2 separate regions of the Homo sapiens genome follow, and region 1 is linked to region 2. A link is a contact called in ENCODE Hi-C data. All regions are on one chromosome and are shown on one strand. The core of a region is the stretch at or near the end of the contact, and the rest is flanking DNA. Distances in the headings are between cores, read along the strand shown.

The links. Hi-C counts contacts between places; a loop is a spot of excess contacts on that map. Pooled maps may share reads with other maps.
Region 1: a loop to region 2 is called in a map with no recorded cell type, with 12 times the contacts of the local background. The contact joins two enhancer-like sites. A Hi-C loop is called at or near these places in 1 of 168 maps with a recorded cell type or tissue (PC-3), 9 of 37 single-sample maps with no recorded cell type and 4 of 50 pooled maps.

Annotation. Positions count from the first base shown.
Region 1 is chr5:107,810,479-107,817,119 of GRCh38, forward strand. It overlaps the pseudogene RN7SKP122. Among named protein-coding and RNA genes, the nearest start is that of EFNA5, 140 kb to the left of the region's middle. RefSeq lists enhancers at 1,979-2,088, 2,189-2,288, 3,006-3,205. Within about 2 kb of position 2,228, at least 3 of the 41 ENCODE cell types and tissues checked have a DNase peak (open chromatin) inside an H3K27ac peak, as active enhancers do.
Region 2 is chr5:107,568,322-107,575,297 of GRCh38, forward strand. The region is part of intron 1 of EFNA5 (ephrin A5); the gene reads right to left. Among named protein-coding and RNA genes, the nearest start is that of EFNA5, 99 kb to the right of the region's middle. RefSeq lists enhancers at 1-221, 2,395-3,106, 2,717-2,996, 3,567-3,716, 3,727-4,021 and 2 more. Within about 2 kb of position 2,995, at least 30 of the 41 ENCODE cell types and tissues checked have a DNase peak (open chromatin) inside an H3K27ac peak, as active enhancers do.

The DNA.
Region 1 (6,641 bases), core at 978-3,477, 240 kb after region 2:
CATGTCACAGCACCACCAGAGCATCCTGCAGAAATAGACATAAGAATTCACATCGGGAAGTACTGAAAAAGATAAGAAGTCACTTGTTTTCTATTATTAACCCATAAATAAATTTGCTCATGACAATGGTTTTCTTTATTCATATTTGATGTAAGAATAATCTGGCTGCAACGTCTGTCACTCCATGCTTACCAGCATTGATTGAGCTCAGCTTGCTGGCTGGGCTAGAACCCTATTTTTGCCCCAAAGCTACTTGTATGTCACCTCCCAAGCCTGCACACTTGAGCCGAGAGGGCACATTGCCAGGGAGAGGATATCTGATTTTTGATAAGAGACGTAAGTGAGGCTAGCTCTCCTACTACACATTTTAAACAAGTTGGCAGGTTCCACTTGTCATCGAACTGCAACTACTAAGAATGTGGTAGTTCTTTTATTTACATTTGTTCAGTATTTTTTTGACTGTCCTACTCAAGGGTGAGTTGCTGGAGCTATGTTATCTCTTCCTCATCCAAACTCATTGGAGTAGGGAATAAATAGGTGGTTTTTAAACAACAGCAAAAGGAGTGCAAGTGAGAAGATACTACCATGGGGAAGAAAAACGTTATTGAAAATTGGGTAAAATATTGGGGTCCTCCTCCATTGTCTTGGCTGTATACAAATTACACTTCATCCTTAAATCATGTTCATCCATGTTCCTGATTTTGTTAAACAATCGGGATGAGAAGCGCCAATTAAGTTTTTCATTTTACATTTATGTAAAGAGCCATCTCTCATCAAGCTGCTCCATCTCTCGGCATGTTCAAGAATATTTTAAACAACAAGAAATGCTCCATACAGCTTCACTGGAGCCTGTAACTCCCTGTTCTGGAAATTGAAAGCAGCAAAACAGTTTGCTGGGGGATAGTAGGGCTGAAACACAAATAGTTAGAGCTAGGGGTCAATACTTGGAACTCAAGAATGCTGGTAATGAGCCTGATGGCAAGTTGGAAATGGGTTTTCAATACGATCACTTGACAAACATGATTTTTACGACTTTGAGCTTCAACCACAGGCCATGTTATTGGACAGACATGTGAATAGGTAAATGTCTAACTACTATTTCTGTATTTCTATAATATTCTTCCCTTTGGGGCCATCAGGACAATCTACCAGGTCTAGGAATCAGACTACTTTCTGAATCTGAAAGGGGGCTGATGGCAGCTACCAGGATTTGGGAACTAGGAAGAACGAATAATGACAAAACAGTTTAAGAAAAGATGAAAGAACTACTTTGGAGCAGAATTGGCTAGAAGAAATGTTAATGGCCTGCCTTCATGGTGTTGTACAGAAAATGAAATACTGAGAAGCCACAAAGAGAGCCCATCCCTGTGGTATAACTGTGAGGCATAATAGGAGGAATTTAAAAAGAAAAACTTGAGACAGGCATTAGGAAACAGACAGAACTTCCATATTCCCAGAAAGAAGGTGAGCACATTGAAGGCATTTAAAAACTGAGGTTGAATTAAACTCTAGGAAATATTTTCTCTTGTCGGCAACAATTCTCTGCTGGCCCAGTGGGACAGAGTACATCATCTAACGAGACATTTTTATTTCTAATTTCTTTAACTCCATGGAAAATCCTTCCTGAATTCTCCGCAACTCTCTGTGGTGTTTACTAAGTGAAATAACTTAGTGCCCTCCACAGCCTTCACTAACTTAGTATCCATTCGCTCTTCCAAATCAATAATAAACACATTAAATAACATTGGTCCCCATACAGACCCCAAATGCACCACACTATTAACCTCTCTCCACTCCAGGAAACCAGCAGTCACTCTGTCTCCCACGGCTTAGCTGGTTTTGTAGAAATCTCCAGCCTTTGACTGCTCCTGCCCAGCTGAAAGAAGGGTCTAACTCCACTTCTGCTCTTTCCTGGTTAACACTGCAGGGCTCTCTGGTGGAAGCCTGCACCCCTGGGGCAGTGGCTGCAGGTAACACTAGTCTATTTGATGGGAGGCCTAAGAGTTTCAGCAAGGAAGGAAAGCAAGATGGAAAAAAGTTTATTGTTCTTACTGAAAACCCAATTGCACTGCCATTTTTCAATTCCATTGAGAAATGTCAATGTTCTTTCCCACCGTCTGGCGGAGGCAGATTTGACCAGGTGTCTCCACACAGAGTGGGTTCTCACAGTTGGGCTGCGTGTGTGTCATAAAGCTAAATAAGGAGCCAGTTCAGTCCGCCACCCCCCTTCGCTTCTGCCGGCCAGACACACTTCCCCATATGACAGTCTTATAAATAGCTGCTAAGCAGCTGGTCCTCCTCTCACCTCCTGACTCTGTCAGAATCCCCCACTAGAAGCCCCTGACAGTCATGCAGCTGGGAGCTCCCCTTTTCTCTTCTTCTCTCCTCTCCACTCCCTACCTCTGACATATGGCCGCCACCTCAACAATGCCCACTGAAACCAGCCAGGGACTGACTTCCATGGGAGAAGGGATCAAGCAGGCTGAGGGCTGGATCTGACCACTGAAGCAAACTGTCACCCAAGTAAACAGGGGAATGGAAGGTTGGGAGACACCACAGTGAGACACCAGGCAGCCCACAGTACAGCGGCCAGATGGCTGACCCAGCAAAAATCCCAGGAATCTTTCTGGAGTGAGTCAAACATTATAAATATCTGTGGGACTCCGTGATGCTTCTAACTATATATGTACATATTCGAAAATAGTTTTGGACAAATAAATATAGGATGAAATGTATTATTATTAACTTTTACAAAGTTCCAACAATGTGTTCAGAGTTCAAATGAGGGTAGGATTTAGGATAAAGAAAATACAGGAAACAATTAAAGATTTGGAAGCCAATACATGATAAGAAGATAACAAAACAGAAATGGTGCTTTGTTTCTAAATATTGTTGGTTTTCATGAAAGAAGAAGCTCTAGCTGATAGGGTATTATAGCTGCAGGTATGGGCAGAGAGAGTCAAGTCAATTTCACAGGAACTTATTGAGTGCCCACTATGTGCTAGGCACAGGGAATGCAGAGTTATCCCCAGCCTTGATCAGCCCAGACAAGTAGAAGGCCAGTAGATGTTATAGAAGGTGGAAAGGTCAATTTTGCTTTTGGGGTAGAGAGTCGTGGAAGTCTACAGAGAGGACACAGGACAATCTAGGCTGTAGGAATAGCAGGAGTTCAGGCAAGAAGATGCCCACGTTCCCACAGGTCTAAGAAACAGTGGACAGGTCCCCCTGGCATAGCAGGTATAGTGTGGGAGGCGGGGACCTGCTCAAGCATGCTGGAGTGGGCATGCGGCTTGGGGAAGAGGACTTAGACATGAGAAAATGAAACCATTGAACAAAGTGTGCAGTAACCACAAGCTAATGCTGAAATTTCAGATCTCAGTTGTCACCTAAAGAACTCACCCCTTCTTGGTTCTCCTCACATAGGCTATTCTGAAAGTTTATTTTTATTTATTTATTGAGACAGAGTCTCACTCCATCACCAGGCTGGAGTGCAGTGCACTATGTTGGCTCACTGCAACCTCTGCCTCCCAGGTTCAAGCGATTCTTGTGCCTCAGCCTCCCATGTAGTTGGGACAATAGGCACCTGCCGTCAAGCCTGGCTAATTTTTGTATTTTTAGTAGAGAAGGGGTTTCTCCATGTTGACCAGGCTGGTCTCGAACTCCTGGTCTCAAGTGATCCACCCACCTCAGCCTCCCAAAGTGTTGGAATTAGGCATGACCCACCACACGCGGCCTAATCCGAATGTTCAAATAGATCATAGTTTAAATCTCCTATCAAAGAGTCATCCTTGAACCATGGACCCCTCAAGCATTTCCCAACATGCCCGCACATTTCACAGGAAGTGCATAGTTGTAGCTGCCACTGAGGGACCCTGCACAAAGTGTTCCAAAGTTCTGCCCTGGCAGTGCTGGACCTGGACCCCCTCCAGGGTTAACACCACCATCTGGATATTTCACCGGCAGTGCTGAAGCCAGAGGGCATGGAGGACACAGACCACCAGAGATAGTTAGTGGTTTCCTTTGGGAAAGATCAGGGCTTGAGTCCTGAGGCTGGGGAGGGGCAGCCTCAGTCTTTGAGGATTTAGTGGGGCCCAGCAGGGATTTGGCAGACAGGGCTGGACAGAAGCTGAGTATGCTTTCTTCTGAGGTCAGCCAAATCATCACACTCTCAGGGACACCTTCCCCAGCCCTTTATTACATATTCTGATGGAACTGTGAACCTTTTCTGCATACTACCATTGTCACTGTATGGTTGTTAATTGACATCTGTTCTCTTCTCCTAGAGCACAATCCGCAGATTGGCTTTGCTCTCTGTTGAATCCCCTGTTTCCAGCACCCTGCTGGGCACGCACTAGACACTCAGGAAGTAACTGTTTCTTGAAGGATTATCAGAGCTAATGTTTATTGAGAATTTTGTATTCTACCATTTAATCCTCAACAACCACTTGTGAAATAAGTAATATTAATTAATCCCATTTTACAGATGAGTAAACGGAGACTCAAAGGATTAAGTGACTTGCCAAATGCTAATGAGTGGTGGAGTGGGGCTTGAACTCTGGTAGTCTGACTGTTGAGTCTGGGAGAGGCCATGTGGCAGGTCTGGTGGCAGAAGAGGAACCAGAGTGGCCCAGAATAAGGAAGGCAGAGAAAGTGGTGGCTCTGGGGGCAGGGATGTGGGGAGATCCTTTCTCCCATTTAAGCTTACGGGACCCAGATTTCTGGCATCACTGCTAGATCGCCTCTGCTTCAGCTGTTCAGGGAGTATTTTAGCGAGTGAATGAGTCTGGACATCCTTAACAGATGCTGCCCGCCCACGTGGACTGGTCTTCCAGCCGCTCACTGCTGAGCTGAAGCTGTTGAACGTTTCCTCAGGCATCCCCTCCACAGCAGGGCCTTCCAGCAAACCCGCAGGCTTCCTGGGTGCTGCCTTGACCTAGGTCCTGTTCTCAGGAGCTTCTCCACGACAGGCGAGAGGCCAGGTGCTGGGCTAGTTCCTAGGACATTGAGGTGATGACATTAACTAAGGCTGTCTCCACAAGCTTAAGTCAGAAGTGTCCCAAAACCTGGGGGCCTGGGAATTCAAATGGTCCCCAGCAAGTCTGATTCTTTCTCCATCTCAAAGCTATTCTGTTACCCTTAAGTCTTACTTTGACACCACATGGACAGTAATTTGTGATGTTCTGAAAGTCGGAATGGCTTCCTCGGTGTAGCTTTCTAAAATGAACTGAACTTCAACCTGTGCTAAGCACTCTACATGCATTCATTTCATCCTCACGGTTTTACAGACAAATCAACCAAGCCTCAGAGGGGCGAAGGCGCTTACTCAATGTCACTCAGGGAGTGAATGGTGAAGCTGGAGTGAGAGTCTAGATCTTTCTTAATGTAGAGTCAAAGATCCTGGCAACCAGCGTATCCTGGGGTAATAGCCCATTATGGCTGCCAGGATACTATATGTATAATTTTTTATATTTTTGGCATTGAGAATAAGATTTTTGAACAGTCAAATCTATCACCTGAAATGTCGTGAGGAGTTAATGTGAAGATTTCTTTCTTAATCAACAATTTGATTGTTTAATGGCCTTATTATTTTTTTAGAAAATAAGACTCAGACTACATATCTCATCTTGGTCTGCAATACTAATTCTAGGATGCCTCAACTTTAGTTCTTAGAGCAAAATGCAAGGGCAAAAATGGGAAGTAACACTGTCTGAATGGTATCATTTGGGGATTTTTTTTCTTTGTGATGCTCATAATCGAACAACAGCTTTTGTCTAAAAAATTAAATGTGACAAGAAATTAATCCACATTGTGATCTAATTATTTTTAGAATTATGAGAAAAATGTAAGGTGTCTCAACTATTTAATTTTGAAAAGTGTCTATGGAAATTAACTTTCACTGCCTTTCATAAGGATTTTAGTTTTCTTGCCATCCTTAAATGGCATTTTCAACAATCACTAATATGGCTATTGCTGTCACGTAAGGTCACTGGCATGTGAGGTAGGGTTTCTTGCAAAGCCTGACTTTAAAGAACATGTGACGTATCATGCTCTAGACTACTTTAAAGTGTAATTTATCAAATTAATGAATTAGAATTCAGGGGCTAATCAAAGAACCAACCAGTTTCTTAATTTTCTTTACATCTCTGAAGAATCAACCGTTAAGCAGGAATGAACACCAAACACAGGGAGATTTCTGGTGGTACGTTAAAAGCAAACATCACTCTGACCCTTGAAAATGAGATTAGAATAAGACCAAAAATAATGGAAAAGTGGTTACTGAATGAAAAATATTTGGGGAAAAATGAGTTCACAATTGTGACATTTTAATAAAAAGGTTTTGGCGATGCTAAGGTCCACCCACCAGTCCCATATGTTCAGGCTATTGTGACCTGAATTCTGATTACTGAAGTTGATCTTCTGGGAAAAGGTGTTGGATCCAGAAGGCACTGATCAAACTCAAGAATATAATCTGGAAAGGAACCTGCTTAAGTGGTCTACTCTTAGGAAAGGGATATTTACTATAGAGAGAGCAAGTTGTAGGTGAACTCCAAACTTGGCACCAAAAGTAGTAGAAATTCTGCTGTGGGGTAAGAATGAGGGGAAAGTAAAGGGAAAGGAAGAAGGCACGTGGCCTTAATAAG
Region 2 (6,976 bases), core at 1,745-4,244:
GAGGAATAATAAAGATCGTGGGGAGAGAACAACCCATGGGAAAGCCAGAAAAGAGAATTGAGAGACAGTTAGACCAGGGAGAAGCCTGGCAATTCCTACAGAGAGGACATGCCTAGGCAGGTAGTGGAGGGGAAGCAATGGTGAAATCAGGCCAGCAGCAGCACTGCATTAACACTTGAGTGATCAAACAAAGGGTAAAGCCATCAGGAAAGAAACTGACAGCTGCAGTCCTTAAATGCCCCAATTTAGAGACACAATGACTCCTTCTTCCATTGGCCATCCTCAAACCCAAGTCAGGAACATGCAGTGAGGCTAGACATAGACATAGACTTTCTAGACAGAGAACATACAAATAATTGTGGAACATAACAGAATCAGAAATGCCAACATAAATAAAACTTCAGAATTTGTAGGGTTTGAGCCTTGTGATGAAATCAACTAGTTGAAAAAACATTTTTTAAAAAATTTGATACAGAATATCTTATATATAAAATATACAAAACCTCAGTTTTATAAAATTATCATAAGCCCTCCATACTTTTACAAATCCTTCTCGGTCTTCAGATTCAGAAATGGTGTATCTATAATAGGAACTAATTCTGAAAGCACTTAAAAAGAACAATGTCAGGACAGCTAAATATATGACTTATAAAAATCACTAGTTCCTCCCACCTTGGTTCTGTTGACCTTAGTGGCCAAGTCCTTTTCCTGAGCTTTTAATAAACACATGCCTGTAAGCAAAGATACGCATAGTTAAATCTATACTTAGCATATTAACCCCCAGATGAGCATAAAGACATATGCTACCAGAGATCCAGGAAACAAGAATCTGGGTTTTGGGGCTTTCTGTATTGGGGGTGAATGTTCACCTTCCCACAAGAGTCTCACAATGGTGGCTTTCCCAGCCCTCTAGGAAGGGGCTTCCTCAAAAAAAGTAGCATCTCCAAACACTCATACATTGTGAAGCAACTCAAATTTCCAAGTAAAAAGATATTAAATGTATTAATAGAAAGGACTGCAGACTACCCTTAAAATATATATACGTGTATATATATATATATTTTTATGTATATGTGTGTATATATATATATATTTATGTATATGTGTGTATATATATATTTATATATGTGTGTGTATATATATTTATATATATGTGTATATATATTTATATATATGTGTATATATATTTATATATGTGTGTATATATATTTATATATATATGTGTGTATATATATATTTATATATATATATATATATATATATATATATATATATTCCCAGCTCTTTGGGAGGCTGAGGTGGAAGGATCACCTAGGTCAGGAGTTCATGACCAGCCTGGCCAACATGGTAAAACCCCATCTCTACTAAAAATACAAAAAAATTAGCCAGGCATGGTGGCATGTGCCTGTAATCCCAGCTACTTGGGAGGCTGAGGCAGGAGAATCACTTGAACCTGGGAGGGGGAGGCTGCAGTTAGCCAAGATTGCACCATGCCACTCCAGCCTGGGAGACCAAAAAAAAAAAAAAAAAAGCAAACAAACAACACAAGAGGAAATGATCTTCTACAAAAGGACAGTGAACTATTAAAATTCCACTTCCTAAGCAAGTGTACACCACTTTTTATTTTGAATTAAAATATCAGAAGATCACTGACAGGGAAAAAAAAGTAGGCCAGAATTATCTGGATTACTGCCCTAACTCTAGAAAGCTGACATAGCATGACCAAGACCTACTTAAAAGCTGGCTGTATCTGTTTAACACCAAACTCTGAGGAGAGACCTACCTCCTAATGGTGAAAGAAACTGTTTTCACATTTTGAGAGGCAAGACCCATAAAGGAAGGGCCTCTAATTTCCAGTAATTACCCTGGTACCTTAAAGTCCGTAATTACATAGAGAACCATGCCCTGAACTGGCCTTCAGTTGGTTCCAAACCCATTGCATGTAATTAGCCTTGATTAATATCCCACATTTCACATCAACAGACACAGTGAATCCAAATGATTCCCACGTTCTGCTGCCTCCGGAAACCTCACTGTTCAAATTCTGTGCCTTTATCAAGGGAACATGCTGAGCAAATGGGATCAAATGATGCCTTGGCACCCACCTTGGTCTAACTATTCAGAGGGAAGTAGCAATGCCTTTCATGTAATCATCTTAATCCCTTGTATCAACTAATTAATACACAGAGAAAGCTTTTACTTGCATGTGAGCAATTATAGCAACTTCCTGGTCGGTGTCCAAATGGATTCACAATATAATTCATGAACAATGAGGCTCTGGGAAAGACAGCTCCTAGAGATGACTTTTAAAATGAAAAAGTGTGTGTGTGGGGGTGGGGGCGGGCAGGTATTAATGATTCTAATAGTAGAAAAAGAGGACAGCAAGTAAATCTCAGTTTCTGAAAAAAAATTAATGTTGGAACCCTATTGTGCACATGACTGGCTTAAACAGACCAATTGATGTGAGCAAAGTAAGAACCAATAAATACCAGAGTTTGGATTCTATATCCGTATATACCTGAAATACCACCAAGTTACTTCCAAGGGACTTGAAAACAAACCTGCTGCCATTAAATAATGGGCTTCTGCTAAAAACAAACGAAAGTAAACTCACTCTACACAGACTTCTGAAAGCCATCTAAGATTTGAGCTCAGTGATTTCACATTCCTCCCTGGGGGGTACCTGTTGCAGTTGCACGGGTGCACTCTCTCTTCTCTCTCTCTCTCAACAGGAAGTAGCACATCAGTATTTTCAGCTGCCTGAGAACTAATCCAAGAATGGGGCCCAGGGCGGCAAGGGTTGGGAACTGTGAGCGAGTGGGGGAAGAGGGCTTAGGGGCCTACAGAAAAAGATATCCGAAGCATCAGCACCTGCTGTGGGGTTTCTGCTCCCGTGTCCGCCCCAGCCAGAGTGGGAATTGCTCCAGCACTGGGGCAACTTGTAATCCAACCTGGGGCAGAGAGCACAGGAACCTAGTGGCTCAGGCGTTCAAGAAAAGGCTCCCAGTCATAAAGCACCACATTGTGGTAACAAGCCCCGGGGTTGCACTGTGAACTTTTCCTGTGCAGATGGCTCGCTGTCGGGGAAAAACATTACCCAGCAAAGTCCAGTCAACAAGTTCACTGAATCCAAGTTTCAAAAAACAAAACGCTTCCTCAATCACCCCCTCGTGCCAGACTATGCTGAAGCTGCTTATAAATTACCAAGGGTCATCCTCTTTTTTTTTTTTTAAAGAATAAAATGCTAATGGCATAGGTTTGGGCTCTCTGAATTAAATACTGTACTGAGCCACCCTGGGAACCAGACACTATCCTCTGGCTAGAAGGCTAAAGAATGAGCAATTGCCAGCCGTGGAATTTTCATGATCCAGTTTCCCCACCTTCCTGTCGCATACCCACTGGCAGGAACCAAAGGGCTGTCACCCTGACGAGAGAAAACAAAGCTCTGCACTGCGTTATGAAACAGGTTTTTCCTTTCTCGTAGAGACACTCCTTTATGGCGAGGTCATGTAAAACAGCAAAATGCTCAATGAACACACTTGGTCCTGTTCCCTGCAGGTGACCGTACCCTTCAACTTGACCTGTGATACAGGGAGAGGGAAAGAAAACCACTCTCCAATTTCTAAGTAAAAGGTGACCAGACGGCAGGGATGGCAAAGCAGAGCCTACTGTTAACAACAAAAAGAAACTGCAAACAGCAGCGTGGACAGACAGTCATACAGGTGTGGGCCGGGACCTTAGAGGGCAAAATAAAATGCTTCTGGAGTCTAATCTTGAGCCAAATTGACTAAAAAGGACAGCCCGGCAGAGAACGTGCGTGATGTGAGTTACTCTGGCACCGAGAAACCTGTTCTTATCTGGCAAGTACGCCCCCTGCTGGCCGCGGTGCTGAACTCCGCCTCTTGGTCCTGCGCCAGACAGCCCTCGGAGCTCTCTGGTTTAGACCGGGGGAAGGAGAAAGGAGCTCTGGCAGAGCGAGTCCCTTGTAAAGCACACAATGGGAGCAAAGGGTGCCGTCACAGCAGTCACCGCCCCAAACCACAATCTTTGTCCAGTCACGGTTCTCTGCAGTCAGATAAAATCCAAGCAAGCTGAAAAGAATGAATACAAACCTGCTTGCTGCTTTGCAAGTGAGAAGTTTAGAAAGCTAGGGAGGAGGGGGCCGCCAAAGGGAACCTGCCATGAAAAGATTCTTAAGTCATTCACAGATACAGTGCTTGACTACTGGAGAAAATCTGGACTAACTGCCCTTTTAGAAGTTAGAGTTTACTATAACGTTAACAGTAATTATTTAAATTATTAGCACATGGACACTGCAGCGTAGGATCAAAATGCATTCAAACAACGGGATGGAATTTATTGCCAACAAAATATAATACTAAAATCAGTTTTGCACTTCCATTGTTTTTTTACACATGTCTTCACACGGACATTTTCATGTTTCTTCCCAAGCTTTTGCCTTCCTTTTCACCTAATTCTTTGTCATTTTTGTTGCTGTTGGGGTCTTGCATAAGCATGCTGATGTTTTGTAAGATCAGCCCGCTGTCCCTTATGATGATTCCCTTCAGAATTGGTGCATTCAATGTCTTTGGCAGAAAATCCTATGTAATACTGGCTTGTGTGTTAAGCTCATTCCCATCATCATCAATTGGAGACGCTTACTTAAGGAAAACTGCCAAGACGTTCAGCTAGGCGCCATCCGTTAAGACAACCAAAAAGAAACCTGTTTGTAAAGGCGCAGTGGGTCTTTCCCTTACTGGCACAAATGTCATAAGTGAGTATCTTTAGTTCACATTATCTGCCCTTAGTCTCAGTGAGTTCACCAGCTCAGGCTGAACTTGGCTTCTCCCTGGGACCTCAATCTCATGTCTGTTCCCAGCTCTCAACTTCAAACACAGAGGACAGAGAAGGCAAGGCATCTAGGCGTGAGCAGAGAAATATAATGGGCAAAAGAAACATGCTTCATCTCCTTTGGGTCAGTGGGTCTGGTTTTCATTTTCTGGTTTACATATGAAACCAGGGGGTAAGAAGTGCCAGTGGAATATAGGCCCCAAGGACAAATGCTCTCATTTCAGAATTTAAAAGAATTTTCCAAAGCTAGATATCTCAGTGCTTCTTTACTTAATCCTGTTGGCCGTAATTTTTAGGTTTTGTTTCTTCATGCTCCTTATGCAAGCAGAAGACTGTCCAGGTAAAATGAGAGTTTGTAGTCATTCTTTTATTTATTTGTTCAAGAAATATTTATTCAGTGTTAGACCTGTTTTGCCAAAATATCCTATGTGGATAGTACAGAATACAACAGCGGCTTTTATTCACCACTTCTTTTAGCTTGCACTATGGATGTCTATCCCAGGGAATAACATGATTACGTGGGTTTCCATGCTATGGTTTAGAGAGTTCAACCCTTACCTATCAAAAGGTCTGGGAATGAGTGTGTGGGTCTATTTTTATTTATAAGAGGGGGAGAACGGAACAGTTTTAGAACGAACAAAATCAATCTGCACCAGTTTTGGGAATAAGCTTCTGCTGTGAATAGAGCTGTCAAGACATTTGCAATCTGTTTGGCCCTGTGTCCACAAGAGGCTAAAGGTTTCATAACCAAAAAGTAAGGATTTTTATTCTTTACCACTTGGCTAGCAGGAGCCTCATAAGACTTGGGGTGATTTTAGCTGTTCTATTACACCCTAAAGCACCAAAATGCACATCTATATTTATACTCACATGCACATATGTGCAAAATAATCTGTAAGAAAAACAGAATCTTAGGCTCACTACTATTTTATTTCAAGTATGGGGATAAGTATGATAACTATCAATTGGTTTTCTTATTGAATTTAAGACGTATTCATACTTTCTTCAATAAAGTCAGATGGAAAAGAGTTATTTGGAAGAACTCAGAGGATTTTTACTCATGGCTTCAAACATCACTAAATGGTGGAAAGTGGGAGTACAAGGAAGACTTTTATGAATCAAATGGTTGATTTTCGGGAGTACTCAGTGTCTTTCTCTCATATTGTAACAATACTAGGAGCCCTCCCTTGCAAAAAAAAAATCATTCAATAAGCTCTGACTGATACCAAACCCCCTCAGATTAAACTCAATATGCCATTAATATGAAAAGAATTTGACAGTTTACATAAGGGATGTGACCTGGTGCCAACAACCTCTGGCTTCTCCATTCTCCAGATGGTAGCAGATTAGTAGGCAGCCTTTATTCTCATAAGAAGATTTTTTTCCCCCCATGGAAAAACTATAAAGGCCAATTCTGTTCCAAACTTCAAGTTTCCTTCACAAATGTCTACACAATTCTGGGCCTTAACTAATGCTATTAAAAGAAGCCCCTGGGCTTGAAGCTATATGGAAGGGGGGAAAAAGACTAAGGCAAACTTAACTCTAATGCCTGTCTTTAAAAGATCTATTGACAGAAGCAGTGGGGAGAGTTTGAACTAATGTTAACTTAAAGAAAAAGGCTGGTGAGATTCAATTGTGGATGTGAATGCTTGCTTGAGTTTGATCTTGACGGGGCTTAAGATAAGGGAGATAAAAACCTAAGCCTACTTACATATTAAAAAATGCAGTTGCACTAAATTCACTACATACCACTGTTCTCAATTTGATTTATGCCCATCATCAGTGAAGATGCTGAAGGACACCCCTGTCTAATATGGGAAGAAGCCACAGCAGAGGGCACTTGCTCTGCTTTGCTGATGCTAACGTGAAAAACCATTTCCTGACAATGCACGATACTCGTTCTTTCACATTAACTCTTCAAACGTAACAAAGAATAAAAACGGAATTTTTCTTTGGTCCTGTTCTGAGGTATAAATATAACAAGCAGTTAATCAAAGAGATCCAAGAGGTGAAAAGCAGCCTTTAGTCTGTAAGAAATTATTCCACCAACAGATAAGAAGTGATCTTTAAGTAATCAGGAAAAATATCATATTTTGTAAACAGACTGACCTTAGTAACACTTTTA